2 separate regions of the Homo sapiens genome follow, and region 1 is linked to region 2. A link is a loop called in an ENCODE intact Hi-C map of the cell type or tissue named here. Cell type or tissue: A673. All regions are shown on one strand. Links, peaks and the distances in the headings refer to the core of each region. The heading gives the core; the rest is flanking DNA. Region 1 holds the start of LRFN5 (leucine rich repeat and fibronectin type III domain containing 5). Region 2 overlaps LOC124903305 (a long non-coding RNA gene).

Region 1 (16,696 bases), core at 5,344-7,843, 320 kb before region 2:
GCTGGGGTCTTCAACTCTGTATTGAAGTCAGTTGAAATATATATTTTGGTGAGATCTAGTTGCTAAAATACACTGTGTTCTAGGAGTTCAAGGTCAGTTGCAACATTGGAAACATGCTCCTAATATAAGCACATTTCGTTTTATATTTCAAAACTATGTAGATTAAAAAAATGTCAATGTTTGGATTTCATTTCTTCTGTTTAACTCAGATTTGTTTTGAATGATATCCCTTCATTTCAGAAACTTGTATTTCCTTGTTTCTTCATACCAATTTCCAGTCTTGAACTGTCAGATAACTTATATTACATTATATTAGTAAAAATAATCAAAGTAGAAATAACTCAATAGTGATTTCTCACCCAGGAAATTTGAAGGTAAGGTATTTCCAATTTACAATAAGCTTCTTCAGTTACATATAAAACAAATTTATGAATTAAAGTGATAACTTACCACATACTTTAATCCATGTAAATAAAATGCATAAGATGTGCAAACTAATTGTTAACGCCATTAAAAAAAACTAGATCATAACTTTTTTACTACCTTAAAGAGAAACTCAAATATTAAATAACAATATAAACAGAAACTCAGGTAATCTTTTGATATTCATCACTTTAACTGAAAAACATTCATATCTCCATTAATTACCTGAAATTAGCAAAATACTCTTTCTTTCCCCAAATCTTGGATTATTCTGGGAAGATAGGCAGACCAACACTTATCACCATTGGTCCTCAGAAAAATGAACTGGGAGAACAAGAAAATTGACATTATTTTAAAAGTGCTTTGACATAGGCAGTAAATCAGGGGACACATTAACGAAGTAAGGCAGATATACTATAGAGGTAAAGAGTTAAATCTAAATTATTTATGAAAAAAATTACTTCTTTTTAAATGTTAATGTTTAAAAGAACCCTATTCTAGAAGGAACTTGTTTGAACTTTTAAAAGTATGCCAACCTTAGAGTGGCTAATAACAATAGTTTTATGAGCAAACTAGAAATTGTTCTTGCAAACATACTAGTTTTTGACCTGCTAGGGAATAAAATTTAAAGAAAAAAAAAAAACTTTGCTAGCTCTGACATCCACTGGGAAATAATATGCTGGTCTCTCTCCCGAGGTCTTGCCGTTTTCTAGCAACAATCATGAAACAAAATAGAACCTTTCTTCTTCCTCTCTCTTTGCAAATTCTAATCAGCTTGTGTAGGAGGGAAAAGAGCAAATGCTGAACCGGGAGGGTGAAAGTTATCTGGTTTTAGCAGAGATTATTGAGATAAAATGAGGAAAGTAGAGGAAAGCACTTTCAAATATAATGCATGATACGCAGGAAGGCTACAGGAAACGGAAAGAAGTGTTTTCCTGGGCCTGGTAGGGCTTGAAACATGAAAGAACAATGAAAAGTTAAGCATTAAGCATTATTACTCCCAGCATTAAGGAAACGTGATTTCATCTTTCTCAAGCTGAAAACACACACACACACACACACACACACACACACACACAGTTTCTGAAACACACACACACACAAATTCCAGTATATATTTGAACTTTGTTTTGTCCCAACCCTTGACTTCTTACAGCTAGGTCAGTGTGTCCCCTCCCTACCTCAGTCTGGACACCATAAAAAAGAAAACAAGTTATTCAGCCCAGCGATGCAAGGTCTTCGGGTTTCTCATTCAACATTTTATACTTTGATCCCTGAGGTAACGGAAAATCCTCATCGCCTAGACTTTCATTGGTTCCTATCAGCTCAGCTGGAAAGGGTGGCAAGTGGGACAATCCTGAAGAAAAAAGAGTCACCCCCACGTCCTAAAGTACTTGGAAGTGCTCGCTGGGATCTGCCTGTACTCCAGGTTGGTGCAACTCCACCGCCCTCCAGTGAAGTCCCAGAAGCGATCAAGTTTAAAGTGAAAGGGGGATGGAAGCATTTTTTCTCCCTATGCCTTCGGAGTCTGTGGCTTCAGTTTGCTGCAGGTTCTCTCCGTGGACTTCTCAGAAACCTCAACTTTCCACTTCGAGGGACAGAAAGCTACAAGGAAAACGCTGATGGTTTTGGTGGAGATTCTCCTGGACTTCAGTGGTGTCCTCTGGTACATCTGTCCGCGGTGTCCCTTTGGTTTATTTCTGTGGTCTTCCTGCGCAGTCCCTCAGCGGCTCGGAGTTTGGCCTTCCAGCTCTCCAACTCAGATCCTGAGCCTCCTAAGCTCCCGCGGAGACCCTGAAGTCCCGGATCTGGCGCCGCTCGCCGACCTGGAGGGAGGCTGCACCGCTGAAGTGCAGTCTCGGAGCTGCGCTCCTCTGGAACAAAGCAGCCAGACGTGGCTTGAGTGGATTCCTAAGCCAAGGATTGGATCCGGAGTACCAGGGGCAGAGAGGGGGAGCAGAGGAAAGAAAGGAGATGTGAGGAGTTTCCACCTAAAGCACTTCACTCCTCGTGTTCTTCCCCGACAGAGATAGCTGTGTGGTTCTTCCTTACGCGTGGGTGCAGGTGTGCGCGCTTGGGGTGAGCCCATGGTTGTGCTCGAGTATACGGGCGCCTGTGCACCTCCAGGGCAATGGTAAAGCCTGGCAGAGCTCTTTTTGGAACAAAATGAAGGAGCTCCATATCCACGGAGGCCACCCGTATGGGCCTTTGCCAAGTAGGGCAGAAGAAGCCCTTGTTAGCCAGCTTCCCTTTGCAACTTCCTACTCTTCCTTTGGGTACAGACTGGTGTCTGGGCTAGCTAGGATCACAGCTGAGAGCGAAGGTGCTCTCAGTGTCCGAAGACCACGTGCTGGTGAACCCACAATGAGAAGCGAAAGGGTTTCAGGACTCTAGCAGAAAGGAAGAGCAAGATTTCACTCAGGGTTTCTTAGAAGAAAGAGTTAACTTTGCTCACTGGCTTTTCCAGGATGGAGGGAGTGGGGATAGGGTCGGGGAGAGAAGCATTGGGAGTCTTGTCGGAGTCTCAAGCAAAACCAGGCGAGGGCTCCGGGCAGATCCATTCCCGCAGGGCCCTGTCTAACCTCCTTTCCAGTCGCACCTCTTTCCTGCTTTAGACCCTGCGTCTGTGCCGGTGACCTTAGAGACTAGGTCTGGCTTATGAAGACTGTTGGGCTCCCTTTCTGCCCTTCACATAGTAAAATGTGACCAACTGCAGTATTCGTAATGTCTGATGCTGAGCTGAGTTGATTCCCAAATATAAATGTTCTTTTCAGAATCCGCTCCCATCTGATTAGTAAGCAAATCACCACCCACAACTAAGGGGACAGCGGAAGCCAGCCTCAGATGACTGAAACCCCCAAGTCAGTAGCTCTCCTCAAAATTTCCGGCGGGTTATTATAGATAATGACTTTTCCCACCGCCCTAAGCAGCCGAAGCTTGACTCAGTGATGATTCTCTCTATCCCGTAACTGCGAGGAAGTGGGCGATCAGCAAATTGCCCTTTTGCAGGAGGCTGGGGACGCCCCTGGAAGTTCGCTTTCATTCTCCAGGTTTTCTGCCTTTTCCCTTCCCCCTTCCTGCAACGCCCCCGCGCCTCCTCAGCCTGGGGATTTCCTGGCGCTTCGCCGGCCCTCTCCGCAACCCCCTGATAAATCGGTTCAGAACCAGTCTGGCTGGGAGGCCCGAGGGCTGACAGCAGCGGAGCGGCCCCGGCCGGGGTCTCACGGACTCTCGGGGTCTGGCCGACACGGCCGCTCCCGTCACTGCAGCGCGGGCTGAGCTCACGGCCGCGCGCCCGCCGCCGCCGCCGCCGCCGCCTTCATGCTGCAGCGCAGGGCTCAGTTCCACGCGGCCAGGAGGCCGCCGTTGCCCACACGCGACGCTTTGGGAAGCCCAGCTCCCGGGTCCGCCCCGGCCGCGGCCGCAGCCCCGGACCTCGGCTGCTTGCCTCGCGCCTGAACTGCGGACTCGCCCCAGCGCGGTGGCCAGCGGGCGGGGCGCTGTGTTCCGCGGCGCGCAGGGAGGCGGTGAGCGTGTGCAGAGCTGCCCGAACGGAGGACTATGTATGTGTGTGCGCGTGTTTGCGTGTGTTTGAGCGTGTTTTTCCTTCTTCCCTTGAGGATGTGAATTGTTTAGCAGCTGGCTGCTCCCTTAGGATCCTTGACTTTGGGGAGCTCTGGCTGTGAACACAGCCCACCCATATAATCCATTTTGCACGGTCCGTTATATCAGAAAAAAAAAGCGCAACTGGACGGGGGTGGGGCAGACCAACGAAACCTAGACAGACACACACACACTCAGAGGAGAGAGGAAGAATTGAAAGACTTGAGAAGACTTTGATAACCTCCCTGCTGGCCCTTCTGTGTTCCGGAAAGATCCTGGATGTTGGCTACCTTTTCAAGTCATCTTGGCATGTCTCTAGTGTTTTGTAAGCCGCTTTCCAGCTAGCTGCGTGTGTGTGTGCGCGCGCGTGTGTACGCGCGCGCCTATCTGATGCATTTGACTGTCTTTTATCCAACTGCCCAGAAGCAAATGTGTTAACTCGGCGATGCCCCTTCATGCCCGGGTTCTTGCAGAGCTCTGAGGACGCCCAGACCCATTTTCCTGGCTGGATTTGGAGCGGCTGCTGGGCTGTGGACCCAGGTGTGTGGATCGCTTTACCCAGAAGCTTGGAAAGCGCCAATATTAACCTGCTTCCAGGTACATCACAAGGTCAAGAGAGTGTCTTGCAGCCCTCTTGTTTCCGTGTATCTACACCTTCTTCTCTTGGCCAGAAGGATATTTACGTTTTGGTTCACAGCATTTGAAGCCAAAAGTTCAGCCCTTCGAACTGGTTTGCTATACAAAACAAAACAAAACAAATAAGGTAATGAGGATTGCTTATTAAACTGCTTAACAAAATCCCCGACTCTTCCTCAGCCCTTTCTCGGCTCCCTCCTCCCCACCAAAATGTCACCAGCTCTTGAATTACGTGGATTCGGGTTGGAGGAGAACTTGAAGGAAACGTGATTAAAGGGCTATGCGAGAACGCTCTCTTTGCTGCCCGCGGTCCGGTGGGCTTCGAAGCCAATCGTGAGAAGGACCGGTTCCCTCCGTGCTGCTTCCTCCCCGTGCAGTGCTGGGTGTGCGTGTGCGAGTGTGAGTGCAAGTGCGCGCGCGCCCGGGTGCGAGTGTGTGTGAGTGTGAGCGTGTGTCTGTGTGTGCGTGCGCGGCCGCCCTGCCTCTGCCCGCTCCCCGGGCGCGGAGCCGCGGGTTTCATGGGGCGATTGCAGCGATTCCCCCACCCAGAGCGACCTGCGGGCAGCGGCGGCAGTGGCAGGAGCCGCCTTTCCGATTCCCTACGATGCGGGTGCTGAGCTATGGCAAAGGGCAGCGAAGTGACGAGCGAGACCCGCGTACGACTGTGAAAGCCACCTGGAGCCACCTTGCCGGGATTGTACCTGCAGGCAGAAAGTCTTCCTACGACCGTCTTTTCCCTTAGAGGCACCAGGTAACAAACCAACGATTACTCGCCTCACCCAATTTCCTTTTGATCTTGTTTCTAGTGTCTTATCTGCATTGCAGGCTACTTTACTTATTAATGTTTTGAAAATCATTGGGAAGGGTTGGGTATCCAAGGGCGCCTGCTCTGTGATTTTGTAATACGATTTCTAGTAGGTGAAATATAAATCTATACCTAAGCACTTAATCTAGTAGTGAAAGCTTTGAGAATATGGATGTGCTCCACCCTGAGGATATTTTTTGAGAGCTAGGCGTGTGGAACCTGTCTGAAGATGCCAGAGATCAAAATTCTGTGTTTCCTTCAGGCTGTGGTTGCCACGGACCATTTGGTACCCAACCCTTTCCAGATTGTGAAGTGTGAGTGGGTGTTTGGTTTCCACCCATCATTTAAACCAAAGATCTTTTCTACCCTTTTCTACCTCTGGTGCCAGGTTGTTTTCCTTTCCTTGTTGTGGAGGAGCTTGCCAGATCTTTTTAGTAGTTGTAAATTACGCATCTGGAGACTTTGACTCGAAATGGAGTTTTCTTGGAACTTGGTTTGCATGAAAGGGAATACATATTGTCACGGCTGTGTGTCTTGAGATATGGTGTTTAACTGCCAGGACGTGCTTTTATGTAGCAGAATAAATCCATGAAAGAAGTCATTTTTATATCTAGCAGAACCAGGCTAAAACGATAGCCACCACCCAACATTCTCTCCAGCTGTATTGTCCCCGTCACGGACACGCAACTCCTTTGCGCGTTTTTTTGTTGTTGTTGTTTGTTTGTTTGTTTTATCCCTGTATAATAGATATTTTGAATTTTTTTTTTCCGGTGCCTTGATTTACAAGGAGCAGGTTGGATTTGCGACTGCCTAATTAACATATTGGGTCTGGTATGTTAAAATGAGATTTCCATGGCCGGCTGAAGCAGAACAAATTTAGTTAACTTCCAAAGCCCTTTACCCTGGCGCCTTTTTTTCCCCTGAATTCCCTTTCGTCTTATCTCAGCGCCCGCCCCCATCGGAAAATTTCACTCCTTTCTCGAAGACATTAGAATTAACAAGATAAAGCACTTCCAAAGTAGTCTCATCAATGTTTTATTCCATAGTGAAGACGGTCTGAATAATTTAACTAAGGAGTGTTCGTTTGTCTCCCGCCTTTGGGAGCTGCTTGCTGGCTACATTCAGCGGAGGATTTGGCCCAGCCAAGCTCAGGGTGCCCTGCTTCAGGAGGCAGTGACTGGGGCTGCTGGGGGGCGGGGGGTTCTCTTTGCTAACGCCGTTTAGGAAGTGTAGGGGCGCTGCCTGATTTTCCCCCACTCGCTGCATTTCTATAGATATCCATATGATGGCATTTGCAGACTTCTAGCTGGCCGATAGCTGCTCTGCTTGTCCCTGCGCACTGACGTCCCCAACTCCTCTTCGAGTCTGGGCTCGGCTGCTGCTGCAGCCCTCGCAGGCTGGTGGTGCTACAAGGCCATGTATGCAGCGGGCTTTGGGGGCTGGGCTCTGCCACTGCAGCTGGCAGGACGGCTTTGACACTTTCTCCGGGCAGGGCGGAAGAGCTCAGCGGACCCCCTGGCAGACAGCAAGCGCATCGTGGCCGAGGCGGCCGCCTGGATGCGAGAGGAGGGAGATGCCCAGAGCCACAGAGGAGCGTGGAGGGCGGTGGTGTCCTGTCTTTGCCTGCAAAACCTTTCTCTCTCTCTCCCTCCCCGCGACAATGAATATTGAAGAATATGGAAGGAAAGCTGGCTACAAAAATGTCTTGATATTCAAATACTGCATGATTTATCAGGATTAAAAACCTGAAGCTAAGTGTGTATTTCCTAGATTTCCATTTATTCCTCTTTCTTCCCTCCCTTCTTGCTCTCCTCGGTTTGATCATGTCATTTATACCCGTATTGTTTCTAGTTGAAACACCTCTGTAAAGTCAACTAACCTCCCTCTCCCACCTGGTACCCAATAAACGTGAAAGAGGAGAACATGATTTCCACTCTTCAGATAGATTTGCTTTGTAACTTCTAGCTCCAGGGATAACCAAGGAATGATACAGAAGATATCTCGACTTTAACAGAACTTTACCCCTCTGAGGTCCCAGGGAAGGTAAAAAAAAAAAAAAAAAAAAAAGTGTATTGCCTGGATTAAATAATGAAATAAATGAAAGGTAACAGATAATTGGGAATAAATTTAAAAAAGGATTTTTTTCTTTTATCTTCTCTCTTTTTTTTTGTCTTTTAATGAATTTACTTCTAATCCTCTTATCACTCAGAAAATCTTAGAAATCTGATTTGTGTATTCTAAACGTCTGACAAGGACCCCACTTTGTCCTCCCAAATTACCCCAGAATACTATTACAACAGTATTGATATCATACTTACAATATTTGTTAGCAAGTAACTCATACCTATCTAGAGAGTGCACAAGAAAAAAGAAATGCTGGTGAATATAGGTACTTGGAAAATAAGGTGTTTTCATCACCTCCCACCTATTTCACTTTCTTCTGGCCTTTTCCCACTAAGGACTCGATTTTTGCAGGTTAAGCTTTGTTCTTCCGCCCTCAGCCTCAGGGAAGGCAAAGCAAATGCATTAAAATGGATGCTGAATGCTCAGAAACCTGAACATAGATGATGGTGTGATGCATGTTTGAAAATGTCACTCATTGGTGCAGATTGGAGTTAGGTTAAAGGTCATAACTAAATAGAGCTACTAGCACAAGGTTACATGCACAGAAGTTCCTAAGGCGGGGGGAAAATATTTCTGCCACCTTTTTCTTCTCCCTTTTCTGGAAAAATGGAGAGGGTACAAGTTACTTTGAAAATCTAAGTCCACTGTCCTTGTTAAGAATTGTCTTTAAGTAGAGCTGGCCTGGCTCACTAGCCTGGTTCATTGATGAGTTAACACTTCAGGTATTGATAGGAAATTTCCCAGCCAAAAGCCTCCTTCTTTGTAAGCCCTCTTTTAGTCACTATTAATAGGGACAGAACAATAAGATATCTATAAGAACAAGCATAAGCAGATAGGTGAAAAGAAGTTGTCACTTGATTCTTGTACCTCGGATAATTTCTTTTAGTCATTTTTTTCCCTTTCTCTTTTCAAGAGGAGAATGACCTTGAACACCAGCCTTCTGTTCTTTCACATACGTCTCTCCTTCCCTCATAGATCTAATGTGTATATGAGCACACACACCTTGTTTTTGAAATATGAGATTCCTGTGCTGGTGTTTTGGGAGAAGTTCATAAAGGTTTAGTTCTGACTGATAGCAGCCAGAAGTGATTTCTTTCCTTTTTCTCAAGAGGCGATGGCAAGACCTGTAGTTACCTGTGGGAGAATACCCCCACCCTATTCCCTCTTCAATTATTTTTGTCTCCTCTGTCATTAAATGGATTTTGGGTGTTAAAGCAGTATCTAGTTATGGCATTGGTGTTTAAATGATCTTCATATGTTATATCATGTTTTATCACTCTTTCATCTTTTCATAAATGACCGTCATTTTCCTTTGTCCATTTATATCAGTGATCTGGATCTTCTTGCTGTTTGAAGCACTTTTGGCTTAGTAGTTTTGCTGAGTTTTCTTGCTGGTGAAATTGAGATCTTGCTTTCTGCTGACCTATTGCTGTGATATATGGTTGGGATGAGATGCTTGCAGGTATCTAACAATATTTCTGCCTCTACATGAAACTACTGCATAATATCTACTAAATTATATATTTAAAAATAAATGTGTCATAAATAAGATTGCTAATAAGTATTATTGCCAATTTTGAGGCTGGGAAAAGGAAGCTACTTGAAACTTCCTAAAGGCTTAACTGGCTAACCTATTAGCTTATTTCAGTGATTTTTATTTTCTGTTTACTTAAAAATGTAACATATTGGCGTTATCTTCAGGGTTTTGTATGTAGTATAATGAATTTTATGTTTTATGTATTATTGAAGAGTAAAACTGGAAATTTGGACCTTATAGGTGTGAGAGCCCCTAGAATACATAACTAGCAGATAATTTTGCTAAATCATTCCAATGACACACATGTGCATAACTCTGTCTTGTTCAACAAGCCTTGAGAGTGAGACTTCTTATTCTGGTTGCAGAGCCCACATTTTTATTCCCATGGCATCCTTCAATCATTGAGGACTATTTAGAACCTAAGGCTGTATAATTTGTTCATTACATGGTATGTGCATGGTGAAATTAAGAAGTATTATGTTCATAATTATTGAAGCTATTCCAGTTAGAGGTGAACCATTTTTAGTATGCTCTACCAACATAAATTGTATGTTATTATGAAAATTCCAGTTTCATATAACAGAAGACAGAAATATAAGAATTTAATTCAAAGATAACCAATGCTACTTTTAAGCTTTTTCATCATATTGTTGTGAAAGATACTGTGTTGACAAAATGATTTTTAATAAACATAATTTAATTTTACATAAACATTTTATGTGACATAATTTAATACTAATTATGAAGTTGGTTAATAAGTGATAAAAATTACAATGGAATTACATGGTTATATAACTCTGCTGTCTATCATTTTACTGATTCCAAGTAAACCACATGAAAAGGATTTATTGTTTAAACTACAAACTACATTTGTAATATTTCTCAGAAATTGGTTTTCATAGACAATGTTTAAGTTACATGGTCATATTGGCAGGAAAATGTCAACCGACAAGTTTTGCTCTTCTTAGAAAATATGTCTTCTTTGGGCATATACCCAGTAATGGGATTTCTGGGTCAGATATTATTATGGTTCTAAGTCTTTGAGGAATCACCACACTGTCTTCCACAATGGTTGAACTAATGTACATTCCAACCATGGCACATATTTACCTATGTAACAAACCTGCACGTGTACCCCAGAACTTAAAATAAAATAAGAAAATATATCTTTTTACAAAAGAAATCTATCAAAACTCAAAGCTCACACTGTTCTTGCATTTTTTTTTGTGGGAACATATATATAATTTATTGCTCTAAAAAATCTTCCCAACAAATATTTCGAAAATGGCATTATAATCCTTGTGGAAAACAATTGTAGAATTTTGATAGAAAATGGAATCTATTTTAGATTTTACAAGAATAAAAGACTCTAGAAAAGAAGTAATACAATAAATGATTAAGGTTTCAGCATACTTTTAACAAATTCTGGGAGCAGTTTCTGAATTCTTAGAAAAAAAACAAAAAAACTAATTCATTCAATAGATGCTCAATCAGAAATAGCATATGTAATCAGGAATGGAAGCCTAAACAATGCTGTTTATCTTGATCTATTTTCACTCCACCATGTTCAGCTCTTTTGAGGAAGTGCTCAAGAGCCTTGAAGGACAAACTTCAATTTACTTCTTGATTCCAGTCTTCATTTTTACTCCTTATTTTCTATCTTCAAGTAGGTTTTCCATGGATTTTAGTGGTATTACCTCCCGAGTAATAGAATATTTGTATTAATGTGATTTACTAGTGGGGACATACCAACTACATTACTGTGAAACCTAACTTTCTCTTATCTCCTTTGGAAATATAGGATGTGGTACTTTTCTTATTAATTAGCTCTCCTTTTATTATTTTTTTGTGGTGTGAAGATTTGTCAAGTTTTTGAATGGTTTATTTGCACTTGTTTTTATTAGTGTTTAGACATTTGTACAGTAACATTAAAATACATATAATTTATATGGCAGCATTGAACACTACATGAGTAGTGCATATGCTTTATTTTACGTGGATAGATATCTTGACATCATTAATATTTACAAATATTTTAATTTGGAATCCCGCACTCAACAAAAATAGGCCTAACTTTAAGTGAAAAGTTTAAGGTTATTTTTAGGAATTATGTTAGGATATTTGCCATGTATTGACTGTTCAAATATCAGGCACTTAAACAATATATTACTGGACATTGGGTCCTGACCTCAATAACTTATTTTCTTAGTAACATGAAAAATATAAACAAATTAATAAGCTTGAAAGTAATTTATTAACTGAAACTTTTAGTTCTATTTTGATGTTCTACGCTTTGTAGTAGGAGAGAGAGAAGAAATTAAGAAATCATGGCTGTGTTTTGTAGAAGTTGGTATTGTGCAGTAGTTAGAAAAAGGAACTATGGAATTCTACCCCCCTTGGTCACAGCCCTGTATAACCTTGAACAAGTCTTTGAACTTCTCTGAGCATCAGAATCCTCACCTAAGAAATAGGGCTAATAATATGACTTATGCAATCAGACGGTCTGGAGGTTTCAGTGATATAGTTCATTAGGCACCTGACTGTTATTAACATTATCACCATCACCATGATCATCTCATCATTAGCTAGCATGAGCACCAAGAGGGAAAGTATAAAGGAGGTAATAATCGTATGGCTTCAAAAGCTCACCAGACCAGGGGTCATAATATAGTCCAGTGTCTTCAGGAACCAGGCAGAAGATGTAAAGCAGAGAATCTAGCTGAGTTTAAGAAATCGTAGGCTGTATTTCTAATACTCTGGAGAATGCATGACTTAACCACAGATGTTCAAATTTATATTCATTTTAATCTCTGATGGACATGGCATTAGGCAACTTGTAAGTTCTCCTGACATATATATTCAATCTTAAATTTTTTTTAAAGCATCTCTGCCAAGTGGTCATCTTGACTAAGCTTGAGTAACTTTAGTGATTCCCAAATCACTCCAACTAAAATATATTATTTCACTTTTATATAGATGTATTATAATTTTCTCCTTTAACTTGAGCCAAAACTCTGGCATCTTGTTGCTTCTAATTATTTTTAGCATGGTTGAAAGAGGCACACAAGTCTAATTCCTGAGATAGTACTTCTAGTGTTTGCACTGAGTTCCTTGAAATTTCCAAACCACAATTGCTGTGCTTATGACTAAACATATCTTGGCCCTAAACTGGTTTGGGACAGTTTTCTGTATATCGTGATTTCAAGTCCTTTTACCTTTAATGGTTAATAAATGTTAGCTATCATTAGTCTTCATCATCACCATTTTCTGGAATGTTTTCATTTGTTATCCAAATTTTTGCTGAAGCATGACAACAACCACGTGGGTAGACTACTGTCGAGTTAAGCAGGGCCATTACTTCATTGCTTTTGGAGCAGAGAAAGCAAGAAAATGCTGTAACTCTCCAGCCGGCACTCATTTTAGATGTTACCATTTGATCAATGTTTTCTTCTTGCTGATCCTGGACAAGGCATTCGGGTTCTTAACATATATACCTCTTTTTTAAAAAAATAAAAATTATTTTTAAACATTTTTGTGGATACATAGCAGGTGTATATATTTCTGGGGTACAGGAGATGTTTTGATACAGGCATGCAATGTGAAATAAGCACATCATGGTGAATGGGGTATCCATCCCCTCAAGCATTTATCTTTTGAATTACAAACAATCAAATTACACACTTTAAGTTTACCTCTTCAAGATGCAACAACTGGTCAATCCAAGTTTGATCACAGGATTAAACGTATTTGCTATTATGAATCTTGACACTTTTTGAACATTCAGATCATATGATTTACTCATGATGACAAAGTTACTTAAATCTTTCCCAATAAATAGAGAAAATTCACTCATACATTTTAATGTTATTGTTCATAATAAATATGAACAACAATGAAATGGAGCAACACAAGAAGAGTAAATTTTCACCTTACTCTAAGGTGACTGGCTGGCTGCATCATGAGCTGTCTGTTCTAGACAAGAATGACTCAAGCCCATTCTTTAATTCCTTTAACATTTATTTGGCATTTAATGCATACTTGGATTTTCTGCTAACCACTTCTCCTTTAAGTCACAGAAGCCAAAATGGCATAGATGCCACTCTAGAAAAGTTGCAGTCTAGAGTGAGAAACAAACATTCTTTCAGAGAGGAGCCCTAGTCCTTAATCAGTCTTGATGACATTCTCACACCTTTTCCTCTAGATGCCATTGATCTCTAGATTATTTACTAAATTAAGTTTTGTTACCTCCTCCATTGTTTAATAAAATTGATGATTAAGCTCCTAGCAGTTTTTCAGCCTCTATATGAGGTTATCTAATTCCTAAAAGAGGGAAAAATAATTTGAATACAGAAGAAAATGACATGTAAACTTACTTGACTAAGTATCCTGGTAGAATGAGTCTTTTGGTTATCAGCATTATCCATAGTCTTGAATGTTGTCTTTAGGCATCCTGTTTAAAAATTATTAAAAGTATTGCATTTGATGTGAATTCAAATAGTTGTCAAGATCAACACACCACATCTAGGTATAGTTATTTTCTTAATGACTCCTTCAATATATATGTTAGTGATTGCAGAAGACCCTTGGGACCAATCCAAGATATGTTTAAGGCAGTTTATAAATTTGCCCCTTCTTTTATTCTTTCTGTCTCAACTGTAAAGTGTTTCTTCGATTTTCTTTGCTCTTATATAGCTAATTGTTGTCAGTGTACTTGCTTTCTTTTTAAACTTCCTGATAGGAACTTACTAAGAAAATAATAAGATTGCTAGGTATGTTGGTAAAATAAGGACCTGAGGCTGAATGAAAGTCTAAGGCTTCATCCTCTGGGACAAGCACATGAGCTTTCCCTGTACTTGATGAGGATAGCACTCAAAGATGCTAATATAACTTGGATAATATATAATGGATGATGATGATCATCAGCATCATCTTCATCATATTCTGAGAAGGTGGTCTTTTCCTGGCACTGTAGATTTTTACTTTTCTGTACTCTATGCACTAACCCTATAGCTTTATCATGATTGTCTCTGTTTTTTAGAGGAACATACTGAGGCCCAGGTGGTTAATTTGCTTGCCCATGATTATACAGCTAAGATGATAGGGCTAAAATTAAAATCCAAACATTTTTGGTTCTAAAGAGGATGCTCTGTTGGCTACACCTAGGGGATTGCCCTTTTCTCCTGCTTATGGCTGTTTTCCATTGATTATTACAAAAAATGTGTTTTTAGTCTCCTTTAAGGATTATGAGCATCCTCTGATCATATATCCTATTTTTAGTTTCTCATGTGCTTTTGGTACTCTATGAACTGCCATGTCTTATATCTGTATGTTTATAAAAGCACTTTATCCACTAGGAGATTCTGTAGTTGTTTGTATTGAGAAGGTATTTGCATCCTGAGTCTGGGATATAAATATATACTAAAACTTTTTGATAAAATAGTGTGATTTTGGGTGATTTGCCCTCTTTAATTTTCAGTTACCATCTGCAGGAGGGACTGACATGCCATTTAAATGGACTGGTATGCTGTAAGTAATAAATAAATGTTCAGGTTAACATGTTTCCTAGTGCAAAGAATCAGAACATACTGCAATATCATGATGGGGTGAAACTTACAGATCATCTGTCCATCATGAACACTCTGGCATTTGTCTCATCATGTTCTACCTTCTACTCACCTCTTCTTTTGCTGTGCTACTTGTGTAGACTGCTGTTGATGCTCTTAATGAGTGCTTCAGGTGTTACTCCTGTTACCTCTTCCGTTTGGCAGAGGGTGGAAAAGAAGGCACTTGACAAACTCATTTTCTCATCTTGAATCACTGTTGTTATTTCCATGACAGAGGGGCTAGATAATGGGCAGTCAAAATCTGGGCTTAATTCTAGATATAACTGTTATCAGGACAAATCTTTTCTAAAGTAAGCCCTGTCATGTTTTCCTATCTGTAAGCTACGTTGTTACCTCTTGAATTCAAAATGGCCGCAAATTCATTGCAGTGCTTCTCATCAAGAATAGATGTGTGTTTCTCTTCTCTTTGAATCTGAGCTGGCCTTTTTACTTGCTTTCAACAACAGGGATTGCAGAGGTGATATGGTATAATTTTCAAGCCTAATCCTCCAGAGACTATGTAGCTTCTACTCTGCTCTTTTCAAAAAATGTTACCATTATGTGAAGAAACATGGATTCCTCTGCTGAGGACAGGTGGCCTGGCTAACAGCCAGCTCCAATGGCCAGACACGCAGATGAGGCCACCTGAGACCATTCACACATATTCAAACCTCCAGATAATTATAGTCAGAAGATTGACCCCAGGTGAGACCAGCAGAAGAACTAACCAGCTGAGGCTAGCCCAAATTGCTGACCCATAAAATCATAAACAAATAAAATGGTTGTTACTTTAAGCCACAAAATTATGTAATCAGAATAAATAACTGAGACACCTGTCTTAGGTACTGAGACATAGCCAGCCACCATACCTCTCTAGAAAAAAAGCCTGGCTCTCTTTTTAAAAAATATTTTCAACAAATATTTGTTAAATATCTACCATAGCTAAGCATGATGCCCCTCAATCCATGGATTCATATATTTTTGAGGCAGAATATGTTTTTTTCTTACACCTTTGGAAATATTTGCTGATTTCTCAGTAGGTAAAATTTTCTGTGATATTTCCTAACATGTGCATGATAAGTAATTTTGATTTGCCTAATTTATAACGTAGTGACTTATCATTGTATTAGAGAAGCTTCTCTGAAAAGGTTTTCCTCTTGTGCTAGGAGTAATTTCACCTAAAACCCAAGGGAAAATTTGGCTTTTTTTTCCTCCAAGTGGTATTTGGGCTGGTTTAGTTCAGTGTGGTATTCTGTAATTTCTCCAAGATTTCATTTTATCTTCTAATTATATTTTGGTGATTCATATTTACTACTCATTTCTTTTGTAAATTAAATCGATATTGCACAATTACTTTATTCTGGGCCTTGATATTCATCTTTTAGTAAATAATCTCATTTATGTATCAAATTACTCTACAGGTATTTGACATACTATTACAGGTATAATGAGGTGCAGGGCATAGGTCATGGGGCATTACAATTATAATTTCATAACTTTCTGATTATTATTTATTTGCAGAAAATAATTAAAATGAGTGTATTTGACTTCAGTGTTTGTATTTTTAGTAAAAGAGATGTATTTGTGAGGGGGTACCTGAAAATGCATGTCATATTCACTTAAATATTTTCTTCAAAGGTATTTTGTAATTGGGTTGAAAGCCTCCCTGGATTATGTTGAATATAAAATATTTTATTTATATTTTCTTTAGAATCTAATGTAAGATAGGTAATGTGTGGTATGCTTTTTATTTGAAATTTCTACTAGTAAATTCTAAAATAACTAGGTTTCATATGCTGCATATGGCAATATATGTATATTGCAATATATGTACATATATATGTACATACATATACACATACACACTGCATATACTATGTGTATTATATACAGTACATAAACATTGATTTTCTTGGCATATTTCTCAGTTTCCTTATCTGTAAAATGGGGCTAATGTTGATGACC
Region 2 (16,696 bases), core at 5,815-8,314:
TTTTCACGATTTCTCCAGGTAGTCCCCAGACACAATAGAACAGACATACGCAATAATTTGTGAATAAGGTCCATTTGACTTTCTTCAGAATGAAGGACCAGGATTCTGAACTGGGTACACAGGGTGCTACTGCTTTAAGACTTGTGAAAGATGGACAAGGAAAGTAAAAATGCCACAAATGCCTTTCTACCATCTTAATTTGCAGTTTTCTTAATTTAGCATCCATATGGTTGAGGTAAATCTTTGACTATTTACCAGAGTTCTGTCAAAGTTGGTTCTGACAATTTCTGTGGAATAACAAGAGCTTGGAACTGACGACTCTGCTGATATCACTCTATACGGTTTTTGTTTTCTCTTGATAAGTATCTTGGTAATGGAAAGAAGAAACATTTTGGTCGTGATGGGAACAAGGTTGTTTATAGAATTTTAGAATGTTTTCATCTTAAAATGTTTTCAATATCACAAATCTGATTGTCATAATTGTTAAATGAATGAATTTACTTTGAGTTCACTAGCCTTATTTGTTAGGCGTAAATTTGTCATATGTGTTTCACTTACTTCTTGCCCAAACTATCAATGGCTCCTCTTTTATTTTTTAATGACCCTGATTTTTTAATTCCTCTTTTCATATTTAAAATTCAGTTCCAGGACCTAGCAACTATCACTTACCTGTGTGTCCTTAACTAACCCATATACCAGGCTTTCTATAATTAGTATATTACTAACTTCTGGAACCTTACTCCAACAAAGCAGAATTCCAAAATGCCACCTAATCTAATTATCAGTAAATACATTTTTCTCTATCTAGGTTAATAACCATTGTTTATTTGCTCCTATGATGACAGTGCCTCTTTGATGACTAAAAATTAAAAATGATCACAAAATGTTTAAACTTCAATCCTTTGCAAAAGAATGCATTATCTATATGCATAAATTATTCACAAACTTTAGTAAAATAGTTTATGTGTGAATTCATGTACAAGTCAACAATAAATACTCTATGTTGTGGCAGCGTACATGCAGGTCAATTGGGACTCACTAAGTATCTATGGATACGTTACTTTAAACTGTTTTTGTTGTTGTTGTTTTTGTTGTTGTTTATTTTTTATTTTTATTTTATTATTATTATACTTTAAGTTTTAGGGTACATGTGCACAATGTGCAGGTTTGTTACATATGTATACATGTGTCATGTTGGTGTACTGCACCCATTAACTCGTCATTTAGCATTAGGTGTATCTCCTAATGCAATCCCTCCCCCCTACTCCCTCCCCACAACAGTCCCCGGAGTGTGATGTTCCCCTTCCTATGTCCATGTGTTCTCATTGTTGTTTATTTTTAAGGAAAAGGAGCATTGTCTGTGTCTATTATGACATAAAATAGCATTTCATAAGTCTTAGGGCATTTAAGACATGCAAAGTTCTAGAAAAATGAAAGCAATAGAGTGGATCAAAATTATTTTTCCAGATCAAGTTAATAAGTTTGGTGCATTAAAAGTCTTAAGTTATTACATTTAACAATTTAGACATAAAACATTTAACTAAATACATTTAGAAACATTTTTTGAATGAATTTTTGAGTGGAGTGGCTTACAAAATGTCCTCAAGAATCTCCAATTCCTAAAAGCTGCTTATTGTATTTTAAATGGAATATTACAAAATTTATGACTTTTTTTATCAAACGTTTTCAATTCTGTTAACTATTTTTTCAGCATTTAGTATGGCCTGGGTATGATACTCTTTATTGTGAATACAGAGATAACAGACTAAAGACCTCCCATATGTTAGTATCTATATGGTATTTAAATGTGTGGACCCATATATTTACATAAGAATTAATATTGTTATGTCATTTAGGATCACAACTCTTTGGAAACAGTACAAATCAACCCAATGACCACTGAACAAGAAAGATGAAAAAACGTTTATACAATGGTGCTACTTAAAATGAGTAAGGTTTAATAAAATCCTCAAATCATAATTCTAATTATGGAAACACAAGATTCTACATTTTCATTTTGAATCCACTCTTAGTATTTTACCACATCAACTCAAACTACTTTTCCTGAGCTCTATACTCCATGTACCCTTGTGTTATTTAAAGACATATGTATCTTAAGTTCCTTTGATATTAGGCATTATTTCTTATTAAATTTTGGATCTCCTACAGTGCTTAGTTTGTTGTTGCAAATACGAAAGACAGATTATATATATTTGCTATATAAATATATTGTAACTGTAGCTGTATACAGAATGAACCAAGGAATGGCAAATTTGGAGTCAGCTATAAGAATGTGCAAGTCTTTCTATGATTACATTAGGGTAATAGCTAACAAAGAAAAGCTGAAATAAGATACAGAAAGTATCAATAGAACCTGCATTTTCATATTTAATAAACTCATATTTATGTAACACTTATTTGTTAGAATTCTGTGCTTCTTAGTCTTTTAGGTGATCTAGAGGAGAGAGTAAGTGACTTTTGAATATCTAACATGAGTTCATATCAAGTCAATGTCATGCACCTCATAGAAAATTTGGTTCCTAGACTAAAAGAGCATATTTTTATGGGAATAAATAAATATGGTAACAGGAAACTTTAATATAAGACATAACATATGCACAATAGTAAGCTTAATGGATACACTGTGAGAAATAAAGAGAAATACGTGATTATAAATTATTACATGTTTCTGAGTTTGGTGTCTCAGAATATAGTGATTAATACCAAGACTAATGGAAAAAGTGAGTAGTATAAAGCGTTATTTCCATTTAACCATGCATAATTTTAAGTTTTATAATGATAGCAATAGAAAATTAGAGCTTTGAGACTGGGGAAATGTATGTAGCTCTGAATATAAATTAAACTAAATTTAAACCTTTATTCTTGGGTGCTTAACCACTGTTTTCTTGCTCTTCTATGGGAAACAAACTTAATTTCTATCCTGAATGTACTGAAGAGTAATCACACACAGTCTTATCTAGTATCTTCTCTATAATTAATTTATTCAAACACTTTTATAGATTATGCTTTCAAAATTGCTTAACACTCTCTTCTCTATGATGACTGCCCTAACTGAGCTAAAGGGGCAAGTCAAGTGAATTAACTGATATTGCCTTAGCAATTGTGAATAGCTAAAATCAGCTGTATACATTTCTTTACTTTTTATTATTTGTGGATTTTTTTCATCGTATGCTTTTTATTTATTTCTTTTATTAGTCTTGATTTGCTTTTTACTTTCTTTAAAATCAGTAAAAAATAAATTAATGTGAAATGTAGATAAATTTAAGTTCATTTTTAGAACCTCAATAATAGTTTTTTTTTTCCAATAATTTCTTGTTGGCACCCTTATAGTGTTCTGCTGTTTTTTCTATTGACTCACTGGCAAATGCTGGAATAAATAGTACTCAAAAACTAGAATACTATTTTTGTTTATTTTTATCTTTAAAATATAATTTCCAAAGGTACAGAAAATAAAAATTGTAATAATTATTATTTAGAGGCAAATAAGTACCATTTGTATCCCTGGGCTTGTGATTCAAAAATCACTTTTCTTGTTTACGTAGTCAGTGAACACTCTAATCCTTCTTTGGGCAGATTCTGTGAAACAATGAAACTTGATCACCCTAAATTCCAGTTCTATGGTCCAATGGTTCTATTTCCTTCTCCACTCTCCTTTATTTAAGAATGAATAGTACAGTGTAGGCAAACCCTTTTATCAAGAGTGTTTTCAATGGATTTTTAATGACATCAAATGTTCTCTAAAACAACATTTCTCAAACTTTACTGGACATCAGGATTATCTCAGAAATGAGTCAGTTCGTGGCCTTTACCACTCCCTCAGCAAATTGTGTGTCAATCTTGAGTATCTCAACAGTTTACATCCTCTACCTCATCACATACATGATTCTAATGTAGGTGTCCAGAGAATAAAGTTCTGGGAAAGACTGGCCTGCTAAGGTGTCAAAATATCTGGAAAGTTGGAAATTCAGTTAAAAGAATTTGGTCTTCATCATGAGTGATTTTTAAATTATCTTTCTTATTTGGATTGACTAATGGTATATAAACGCAGGGAAGAAATAAATATTTCATGAAAATTGATTATTTGTTTCTGACAAAGTCAGCTAAAAGTTTCTTCACTATATTACCTAAGAAGTTAAATATTTCCCTTAAAAATGTTTTCATTATTTAAAATGAAATGTTTATTTTCAAATAAATGAGAAATTATTTTTATTAAATTTCACTGTTCTTAGTGATACCATTTCATCTTATATTAATTTACAGTTTGGAGGCCTTTTCTACACTACAAAATTTTTCTTCTGAAAAGACACTGTTAAACTTTGCAATGAATGCATTTATTTTCTTATCATTTTTACTTACATTATCACTCATGCTAAATTGATGTAACTTGTCAGAATAAGTAGTTGCTCTGTTTAATTATATAATTTTAATATTCGTGTAAATTAAACTCTAATGACAAAAATTAATTTTATCTATAAAGATATTTATTATAGTGCCTCTAACACTATTTTGAATGTTAGCTTACAAGAGGGACACATGGAAGTAGCAATAAAGTTTTCTAAATGAAAAAATAACAAGTAAGTCACTATAATTGTGTTTCTTACCATTTCAAATTTCCTGAGATCTCAGTGTGGCCAGAATTGTGATTAATATAAGACTTGATGCAAAGAAAAAGAGCAAATCTTCATTAGAAATTCAGGAATCGTTTAATTATAATTGTTTTCTTTAGTTCATTGAAATGGTCAAATTATTCTAATATTTTTCTTTTGAATCAATAAAGATACATAATGTCTTTATAGCAATACTAATTTTATTATGTAACATTTTAGTGCTCTATATTTTTGTAAAATATACATCCACAAGTTGCATTCCAGAAGCAACTAGATGCTTGATCAATCAACATTTTAATGCATCTAGTGTATTAAATTTGTGTATTTAATTCACAACAATGGTAATCTTTCCAGGGCAGTTTCTTTCTAGGGATCCTTTGAAGTTAGCAGCAAGATGAAATATTAGATAATTAATCAATATCCAATTACTTAATGTACGTAAATATGACAGACTTCTTATCTTTGCCCAGAGTACTAGGATTTAAATTCTGATAAATATCTATTTTGTGCCATCACTAGTATTTTTGTTGTCTTTCATCTTTTCCACTCTTATTCTATTTCTTTACATGGTGCGGTCTTCATGTAATATTCTACAGTTTTACTTTTTGCCACCCTTAATGCCTATAAAATCATTTTTAAATTATACTATTTACTCTATTCTTGAATTATGTTTATATATTCAGCTACATTTTCAAATTTTAATCTCAAGATATTTAACCTTAATCTAATTACATATTACTTAATTCTCTGTTTCTTAGTTGTCTATATGATTCTCTTTTGGTGTTGACTCTTTTGTAACTCTGTTAGTGTTTTGGTCCTCATAATTAATTGTTTTACTATTGTTAATACTTATTCTAATTTAACAATAATCCAAAAAATAAGCATAGTAGATAGATGAAGTATATGAAATATAGTACATTAAATAATAACAGTTACAACAATATTTAAAGGTCATCTACAAAAAATAAATGAAAATCAAATTTTGGCTGTCAAAATTAAACAAATTGAACTATAATAAAGGCCTTAGGCAGAGAGGACTGGCAGGAAATTGGAGCTAGGGAGTTAAGTATATAAATTCTGGGACCAGAGAGGTAGATGTGGGAAGAGATGCTATCTTAAATAAGATTTCGAAGACTGAAGCTATAGAAAAGATTTACCAATTTAAAGTTGAATCTAAGGGCAAGTAGAGAGTAGAAAACTTGTCAGAATTTCGTAAATGGAAAAATTGGTGAATAAGAAAAAGAACAAGATAAGATAATGAGATGCATTTTTAGATCTAAGTCAGCTTTCAGTAAATGACACATGACACTAATGTTTTGATAAGAGATGGTCAATTTTTAATAGTCAGGAGACTAAGCACAGTATGAAAGAGAGTAAAGAATGGTGATTAATTTCCAAAGGGCGATAGCATAATGGTACAGGATTCTTTGAGGTGGAAGCAATAAAAGGAGGGCATTATAAAGTTAAAATAGAGATGAATTTCACATGCATCTCTGGGTCTTCAGGTGATTCTGGTGCTCAGTCAGATGGCAATGGATATTTTATATTTTTAAATTTTATTAAATCTTACATTTTCTTTTCTGCACTTGGCCAAAGTGTGGTGCCTTAGAATGAAGAAGATTAAAGTTAGGCTGAAGTTAAAATTCTGAGTTAAAAATCCTGAGTGTAATATCATTGGACTATTTCAAAGCTAATTATTTTGGCTATTGGTTAACTGACTTATTTCCACAGAGTCAAAAAAAAGGGAGTTGTTAACGTTGTCGAGAATATAATTCAGGACTTCTGACTCTCCAGTGTAACCACTACACCATATTTTGATGACCTTTGCCTGACACCGCATGAAATAATTTATAAAGCTTTAAAAACTATGGTGTAGTATTTTGGGTTTCAATCTAAGACTCAAGTAAATGAGAGCAGTAGCTATTTTATGGAGCAAATACAAATTGATTTTAGTTGTAAGTGTGGTCCAATTCACTTAGCTTGAATTATTTAAGCATCACCTATAAATGTATTCAGTAGTAAATTACAGCTGAAAGCTTCATCTTCAAAAATAGAATGTTTCACTTTATAAGACTTAGAAATTCTAGATTCATTGTGAGGAGTTGACACAGCACTATCTTTCCTAGCTCAGATGGAAAGCTTTATTCAGCATTAGATAGCTGACGATGTGGGTTAGAAGACAGATTTAAATTTCTATAATTTCTAACATTATAATTCTATAATATTGTGTTTGTTTCACTTGTAAATAATGCATTTATCTAATTCCTATTATGATGTGTTGAGACTTATTCTCACTGATACTCATGGCCCTGATTAGAAATTAAGTAGACAAGTTTAATTTAGAGGCTCTCTCCTCCTTGGAAAATCCCCCAAATCCCACTAGATGGCACCTCACTAACGATCTTGCCACTGCTCTCTGGCAGATTAAACATTTCTCTATGGGAGGGAACCCAAGGTTACAATCTGTTGAAAGCACAGACAGGAGGCTGTGTTTTTCACAGAACATTACATAAGATTAAGACTATTTTAATTGTCTCAAAAAACAAAGATGGAACTAATACAGATCAAGCCATATTCTGTTGCCACTGTGATCTCCGTGAAGACTAAGCTCACTTAGGAGGTACATGATGAATGTCTTCAGTTTTCCTAAACAAATAATTATGAAGTTTGCTTTTGAGATATGAAAGTGCCCGGCAAACTCAGTAAAAGTTTTACTCAAATTTACTTGGCCTTATAAAGACTTTTTAATTACATCTAACATCACTTGTACATAGATTAGATCCCAGTGGTAGATTTAATTGAACTTAACCTTCTCATTGGTCACCAAATATTAAGCAATCAGTTCAGGCAAAGAGCTGTTATGTTAATTTAGAAGTATTAATCTGCTTATAATTAGCCCAAGACTGAAGGGATGGGGAAAGTAGACATCCATGTACAAGACCTTTTGTGGATCTCTTAGAGAATGGCTTTCAGATTGAATGAACTTCAAATTGAAGTCCAAATGCAAAATCTCACTACCATAAAAGTGTCTGAAATGGTTTAAGAATTCAAAGTTACTAACTTAAAAGTCAAGAGGAAAGAAAAAGCCTCATGGTCAATTACTTACTTTACTTTTAAATAAAGCATACATATTTTCTCATATAGAGAACTTGTGACAACTACATGGTCAAAACAGGGCATATAATTTACTAAACACATGATTAAAAACTGATATAAATGTGTGCATAACACAAAGTTGATAATAAATATTTGTTGGATAAATAAAAATATGAGGGGAATATTTCAAACATTGAAAAAATCATAACGAGATAATATTATTTGTTTGTAGATTTTTAAAATAATCACAATAGCTTTTCTCCTTAAATACTTAACTTACATTAATCAGGCATGTGCCTAAAGACCAACTGAAAAAAATCAACTACGATAATGCTCTTAATTTACTTATATGACATAATACCAGACAATTTCATTTTAAGTAACTTTACTAGGCTCTTGATTAAATTAAATAATTAATCTATCCAATGAAAATCTTCATCATTATACTTATAAATACAATTCTACACACTTGGTAATAATTTTACTTAATTATCTCTAAATACAGGTGCAAATCTAAGAAAGTACCAAACATGTACCTTAAGCCCTGGCAGCCTTTTTTCTTACAGGTAGCTTGTTATATTAATGCTATAGAATAACTCTGAAAAATATGTAAGAAATCTATAACACAGCAAACAGGTAACATCATCCAAAGATGAGCATGATATTATTAAAATAAAACAGTACTATGCTTTCTGCTACTAGTTCTACTACAACTAATAGAGGAAATTGTACCACTAATAATAAATTTATTTAAAATTTAATACTCGCTATATGGAAGGCACAATTTCTGTCACTTTAAGTTCATTAATGAATCACACTCTTATAAAAACCCTATAAGTTAGATATAAATGTTATCATATTTTAAAAAGGTGAATGAAAGTTTTAACAGCCTAAATAACTGTCCCAGGATGCCCAGCTCACAAGTCTCAGAAGCACAATTCAAACTCCAAATCTTTCACTATACCCTGTCACTCTCAATCCATATCCCCTGTTACTAAAATTAATATACTATCTCCAAGACAAAATAGTATTAGAACAATGACACTACGCTATTTGACTAGTAAATGTAATGTGTGAAGAATCTAATTTTTAAAAAACAATTTGTCACAATAAGCAGTCATTTTATTTCAAAATTAGTTTTAATATAACTTCATGTAGTTATGAAAAATGCATTGGGGACTTACTAGGTGTTTTTTATGTAGACTTCTATTTAATTTACCAACATTGGAGTTAGGTTTGATTATTGTTATTTTATAGATGACAAAACGGGAGCTCAGCTCAATTAAGAAAGAGCCCAGGTCACTCTGTGAGCATTAATGTCATAAACAAAACTTGGGTGTTTGAGTCCCAAACACACACAAATCATCATATATATGTATATAGACACGTATGTCTGGGTGGGTGAGTATACATGTATATACATATACCAGAAGTGGCTAGTGATAGGCATTAGGAGCAATTAGGAGCAGTTCAAATCACTGTCCACAACCTGTACCTGTTTAACCTGTTTGGCCTTCTGGAATCAAGTGTGTCTGCGCTATAAGCAATGGCACTTCAGGGAACAATTGGAGATCCCAAGGAGGTGATGTACAGGTGCGGCTAATTTATGGGATGCTCTTTTCTATTCTCTCATTTTTCAGCAAGATGTCCCTGTTACACATAAGGGAAGGCTTCCTGACCTTCCAAACTTGCTGTTACAAATTCTATTATGAACAAGACACTTACTGAAATCAAGATTGTCATGAACAGTGACTTCTGAGTTGAACATCTGACATGTGCTGCCCATCTACAGTGTGCTGAAGGTGCAGCTGGTGGGGAAAAAGCCCAGTGCCCTTTAAGCCAAACTGGGCTAAGTGACCCTTTTCATTCTTGATTGCAGTCTGCATTCCTGTATCTGCTCTGTGCCCTTTGCTCTGCTTGGCCTGGCTGAAGGAAGCACCTCTACTCCACCACCATCTGGGCCTTTCCTAAACCTTGTCACCTGAGAGCCATTCTCAACCTGCAGAACTTCCAGGACAACACTTTAACTTGATTACTTCCCCAACCTATGCCCTCCAGCCACCAGAAAGAAGCCTTCAGGAGTCCCTACAGCACCCACGCAGGCCCTCTCCAGTTTTCCCCCTCCCTTCCTGATGCTGTGAAAACCACAGAATAAATGTTTATCACTTTCAAAAATATTATATATATATATAATATAAATGAATTTTTCTTTTTACTGCACATAATATAGTACCCTGTTCACCTCTCAGATAAATAAATCATAATTATCATTTTCTGCTTTTAAATACCCTGAAAATATAAAAAGTTACATAAAATCAATTTTTTGAAACATAAGTGCCTTATAATTAATCAAACTGTATTCCTGTCTATTATATTAAGGTTTTTTTTTTCTTTTTCTGTGTGGTATAAATGCAACTATGAGAAATTCTTACAACTCTTTCTAGTCATAGAAGGATATTACTATTTTGAAAGCTTTAGTGCATATCAACAATATGACATTGAGAAATGTTGGATTAAGTTGTCTCACCACCAGCATTGCTTGGAAGTGCCTATCTCTCTAAACACTGTCACTAACATGGGGAATTATCATTAAAGAAAAGAAAGTCTCATCAACTTCTAGTCTTGAAAATATGTCATAATTATATAGGTAAATCCTTGAGTGCTACAGTTTAGTCATTTTTTACATGTTTGTTGGTTCCTATACATAGTACCATATTTTTATAAAGACATCAATTATTATCCATTAAGGACTGTTAAACATATCAGTAACTCATCCTTATATATACTGACATCTTTTCCAAGCTTCTCATTTATCAAGTTTCATATAATATTTGCAAATATTGGAGTTTTAATTTATATGTAGTTAAATACATACTTTATTTTCTGGGTGATTCTTTTCTGTTTTTTTTTTTTTTTGTAGTTGTTTTTATGCTTAGAAAGTTCTTCACTATTTTGATAATAAATATTAGCTAATGTTTCCTTTAAATTGTTATACTATTTGGAATTTATTTGTTGTTTTAAATTTCTACTACGTCTGAAGTATATCTTTGTTATATGATATATGCTAGAATAGATTTTTAATATTTAAAGTTTTTAAAATTTTTATTTGCACTAATTGTTGAATAATGCCTATATTCTTTATAGATTTTCTTTATCATCCTTTAGAAAGTACATTCTGTATACACACGGGCATACAAACACACACAGTGTTCCAACACAATCTATCATATCAACTTGACTGATACTACATCAATTTTTCTATTAATAAGCCACATTATTTAACTATACAATATATGTACTAAAGTACATTCTTGTAGAACTCTTGTTTTCCACTTGTATTTGTTAAAATTATCTCATATTGTTCTTCATGAACTAATAAAAGATTTGAGGGAGAAAGAGGATCTATACATTTAAATCTTACTATCCAAGAATATGATGTGATTTGTTCAAGTCTTCTCTTTTGTCTCTGAGTTAAGATTTATAATTTTTGTCTTATAAATCTGTGTATTTCTTATTAAATTTAAGGGAAACTCTTAAAAATGAAAAGGGTATAATTTTTGCTATTTTTTTCCTGTGTTCTCTCTAACTTAATGATCACTCAACTTGAATTGCAAGGTAATTTCTACAAGGGTCTCTCTCAGTTGCAGAGCAGTGAATGGTGGTTAAGGTCCTGTCTCTGGAGCCCAACATGTCTGAATTTGCAAACCCATCTTACCACTTATCTGTGTGCCCTTAGCAAGATAGTTAAGCTTTCTTTACCTCTGTTTCCTCATTTATCAAATAGAGTTATTAACAAAAAAAAATTCTGAGGTGTCTTGAGAAATAGAAGTAAGTTAATAACAATAGAAGTGCCAAACCATTATTAAGTGCTCAATTATAATCCCTAATCTTTTTAAGTGCTCAAATATAGGATGTTAACTATTATTAATAGCATTATATCGTACTACTAAAATAAAGTGAGAATATTCAATTAATTGGAAAGTCAATATACTGAAGAAATGGAGCAGTGATACAACCAATGTGTTTGGGTTTAGTCAAATTAATTAACTGAATTATGTAGCCATCAGAGACCGTGAGACATCCAGAATTTTAATATTCCTGTCAAAACAAGTCAAAGTATCATTTGATTCTGGTGAAACGATCTATGACAGCCAAAGGAGCATAATCTATAATAACAATTATTTTAGCAAAGTTAAAAAGTTTATTCATTATGATTATAATGATTTTTGCATTACTCATATATATTTCTGTTCTATAAGTTAAATGTAAATCATATGCCTTTTTAGTAATACATCAAATTAGTAGAACATATGTTTTAATGTATCTTCATAAATTTTATTTTATTAAAAAGATAGTATTTTGAGTAATGACATAAACAGCTTTAAAGTGAAATGATCTCGGATTTATTTATTACTTATAAAAGATTTTAATCAATAAATATGTATTCTTGATCCTGGAAAAAATAGAGGACTAAGAAAATCTACACGCCCTTCAGCTAAAAGACCTAGGCTTCCTTAAATATAACAATTAATATAATTATTCACACTAATAACAACAATAATTAGAAAATGTAAAGTTGGCAGAAATAAAAAAATAAAAATAAAATGTTAAACACAGGAGCCACTGTTGAGACTGCAACCTCAAACTGCTTTGGAAGAGGTGGTGGAATAAATATGAGACGATGTTCTGTAAAAACTTGGTGCTCACAGACATACAATCACAGGTTAAAAGACTTTGAGTCTGAACCAAACTCAGAGCAACAAATGAAACTGCATGAACCATAATGCTTGAAAGGCTACATCAGCATGAAAGGAAGAACCAGAAAATGCCTCCCTGTGCGTTACAGGCAAAAGAAAAAATAACCTTGTTTCTTCCTGGTTTGAGGGATAGTTTATGAGGCGTGGGGTGGAGTTTCCTGAGAAACTGAAAACTGTGTTTCAGAATCCTTGTGGGTAGAAAATTTTCAAGTGAAGAAAATATTAAAAATGGTACCAGGATGCTATTGTCATGTCAGCTTCTGGCTAAGGCAAGCACAAAATCTTGGGAAAGACAAAATGGCCTTAAAGAAAAATAAATAAATAAATAAACTCATACTTTTACACATTTAGTAAAACTACAGAACAATATTTGCAAAAAGATAACCATAAAAGGAGAAAAAAGCTCACTAAATTTTCAACAAAAGAACATTTATCAGATATATATTTAGGTATCTTAACCTCAAATGTAGGCCAAACACAATAGAATAATATCATCAAATCCATCAGTAAAAAAAGTCAACCCGATTTCTATATCCCATTCAACTATAATGTGAGAATAAGGGCAAAAACAGTTTCTTTTTTTCAGGAAAAAATATTCTGTCACTCACTCATGAAAGTGAAATCAAATCCAGTTGAGAGAAAGCTAGAAGAAACATTACACAGTGTAATTGGTAGGTATATGAGTAAATCTGAACAATCATAAACTATGAAAAATAGTAATGATGATAGTTACCAATTGAGAATATATAGATATAATAACAAGATAGGCTTGGGTTAATGAAAATTACAACATTCTATCTTAATATTATTCAGAAAGAGGCTAGTAGAGACAGCGATTAAGAAACTTCCACGTCTGAGTGCAGTGGCTCACACCTGTAATACCAGGGTTTGGGAGGTTGAGGTGAGAGGATTGCCTGAGCGTAGGCACTCGAGATTACAGTGAGCTCTAACTGTGCCACTATACTCCAGCCTGGGCAACAGAGGTAGACCCAGTCTCTAAAAACAAACAAACAAATAAAAAGAAAGAAATTTCTACTGTCTAAGTATTTGTGTAAATGTAAACCTAATTGCCAAAAATATAAGAGGAAATAATAGAAAATGAAGTGAACATGATAAATAAACTAGCAAGCTGAAAAGGAAAACAATTAATAGGTATATAAAATTCAAAGTTGAAACAAAGTTACTAGAAATTATCAATGTATGTATATATGTATGTATAATAGTACATGCTTTTAATAATATATAATTATAATATATATCACTGCATATTATTTACTATATATGCTTAGAAATAAAGAATGGAGAGGAGAATTAAAATATTGACTATAAAGTTATATATACACACATATTTGCATGTAAATATATTTACATACTAACCAGTGTATATGCATATATATGCTCAAATTGGTAATAAAAAGGAAAATTACTGATATTATTTCTGTGGTTCCACAGGAAAAAAAAGCCACTTTAAATCTTTATATCTCTAGAAACAAACTACTAAATTTATAAAGCAAACATTTTAACATTAACAAGTAGACAACAAAAGCTTCACAATCACATTGGAGATTTTAATGTGTAATTTGCACAATAGATAAATAGAATAGACAAAAATAAGCAATGATATGAAACATTGTAATTAACATATTTAGCAAATTTGACTTAAATAACATATGAAGAAACACTTTTTAAAGCCATTCATGGAATACTTAGAAATATTGACCATGTATTAAGCAACAGAAGAAATCTCAGCAGGGTCTTAGCAAATGAATCTGTAATCACATACAATTATTACAACTCAATAATGAAGATATAAGACTCAGCACCTTACTTTCTGAAATTTAAAAATTACTGCAAAATAATTCATTAAAATGAATATGACAAATTAGTCACATGAATACAAAAACACAGTATTGCTGTATCCCTAAAATTCAGTTAAAATAGCATTTAGAAGAAAACTTTTAGCATATATTTATATATTAGAAAGGAAGAAAAAATGGATATTAATGTGCACAACTTTAAATCTCATAAAGAACAAGAGAAATTGATAGAAAGCTTTGTAAGGTGACTATTATATGTAAATTTTGAATTTAATAAAGGTAAAAAGTCAAAGATATTAGTGACAAGAAAACGTTTTCTTTGTAAATGTAATTCAACCAAAAAATACTCCTCTGGTATGACTGATCAATAAGTATGAGGAACGTTACAAATTTTATATGTATATGAAATTTAAAATGTCACGAATTAATACTATAAATAAATTATATGTTCTTAAAGTAGAAATTTTAATTCAAGACAACTTTCACAAAATACAATTATCTATACTGACACAAGAAGTATAACAAAAAGAAAATAGACCTGTAATTATTTTCACACATGAACCACACGTCAGTTTTTAGGAAAATTCTATCAAATTTTCAGGAAATGAATCATCAATATTATGCAAATTGTTTCAAATGATGGAACAAGATGGAATTAACTCACTGATTTTTATAATTTAGCAATAATCTCTCACTGTATACAAAAATCAACTCAAAATGCATTGAAGACTTAAATGTAAGATCTGAATCTATGAAACTACCAGAAGAAAACATTGGGGAAAACACTACAGGACATTGGTCTGGGCAAAGATTTTTGAGTAAGGCCTCAAAAGCATAGGCAGCACAAGCAAAAATGTACAAATGGGATTACATCAAGCTAAAAAGCTTCTACACAGCGAAGGAAATAATCAGCAAAGTGAAGAGACGGCCTACAGAATGAAGAAAATATTTGCAAACTATCCATCTGATAAAGGATTAATAAATGAAATATATCAGGAACAAAAATCTTGATAGCAAAAAATCATATAATCCAATTTAAAATGGATCAATGATCTGAATAGATATTTCTCAAAAGAACACATAAAATAGCCAACAGCTATCTGAAAAAATACTCAATATCACTAATTATTAGGAAAATGCAAGTCAAAACCACAATGAGATACCATCAGACCCCAGTTAAAATGGCCATTATTAGAAAGACAATGACTAAGAGATGCTGGTGAAGATGAGCAAAAGGGTAACACTGAGGTCTGTTATTAGGTACAAAAATACAGGTGGGATAGAAGGAATAAATTCTAGTGTCCAATAGCACAATAGGATGACTATAGTTAACAATAATTTACTGCGTATTTTAAAAATACCTAAAAGATTTAAAATGTTTTCAACACAGAGACACAATACATGTTTGAGTTGGTGGATATCCTAATTACCCTGATTTGATAATTACACATTGCACGCATGTATCAAAATATTTCCATGTACCCAATAAATATGTACAATTATTATGTATCAATATTGAAAATATTAATAACAATATCTGAGAAGACTATACCTGAAGAAAATTACAGATCAATTTCAACTGTGAATATTGACATTACAAAAACCTAAACAGATATGTTCTTTAAAGAGAAACCTCACATGCAAACACACAGATAGATACCCACTGCTGTTTCATGTAATAAACTTTGTACTAGAAGTTCCAGCCTGTGTACGAAACCAAGAAAAATAAATTAAGAGACAAAAACAGCACACTGTCGTTATTAGCGGATGTATTTTTCCACCCAGAACACTCTAAACATGCTATAGAAACATTATTTCAACTAATAATTTTAAGACATTTGCTGCTTATAAGAGCAATATATGAAAAAAAGTGAATACAGTTAAACAACAAAATAAATATAGTCAGTGTTTGGGTCCTGGTGCTATAAAAATAATAAAAAAAGATTTTGGTATTGTTTAATCTTTAAATAAGCTATGATTTGTTTAAAGACTTTACATATTTCTATTAGTGTTCATTAGCATTTTTAGTCCTGTTTATAATGTAACACTCCTTTTCTTTAAAATATTCCATGTTTCATGTCATAAAATACAAAGCTCAAATCAAACCAGAGTGTGTGTTTTTTAAGTAAATCATTAAAATTGACAACACTTCTTATTGACTTTATAGGTTATATTTACATTTGTAAGTGTTTCTTAAGATAGTGTAGTAATTACGTTCATTAAACAATATATTATTAACCCTAATCTAGAATTTATTTATTTGATTGGGCTAATCTTAGATTCTTACACTGTTCCTGTCTTTAAAATCATTTTCAAACATTGAAATCTCATACAAGTTTTAAAATTGTGCTTAAAATCATATAAACTTTATTGTCTTGAAAACTGTTAAGTAAGTACA

What was found. Peaks named below come from ENCODE experiments on the same cell type or tissue, not always from the same donor. Only the 100,000 strongest peaks of a DNase experiment are listed, where the experiment ranks them.
Region 1: a loop joins it to region 2, with 12 times the contacts of the local background. A loop is called at or near these places in 2 of 110 quality-filtered maps.

Annotation. Positions count from the first base shown.
Region 1 is chr14:41,603,150-41,619,845 of GRCh38, forward strand. LRFN5 (leucine rich repeat and fibronectin type III domain containing 5) reads left to right here and starts at 3,727. Exons shown (of 6, transcript NM_152447.5): 1 at 3,727-5,413. In A673, for the core only: a CTCF peak has its summit at 6,847; a DNase peak (open chromatin) is centred at 6,842; H3K4me3 peaks cover 2,500 bases; H3K27ac peaks cover 2,071 bases.
Region 2 is chr14:41,918,582-41,935,277 of GRCh38, forward strand. LOC124903305 (a long non-coding RNA gene) reads left to right here. Exons shown (of 2, transcript XR_007064134.1): 2 at 9,604-16,696. Among named protein-coding and RNA genes, the nearest start is that of LRFN5, 320 kb to the left of the region's middle. In A673, for the core only: a CTCF peak has its summit at 7,019 (motif pointing right); a DNase peak (open chromatin) is centred at 7,050.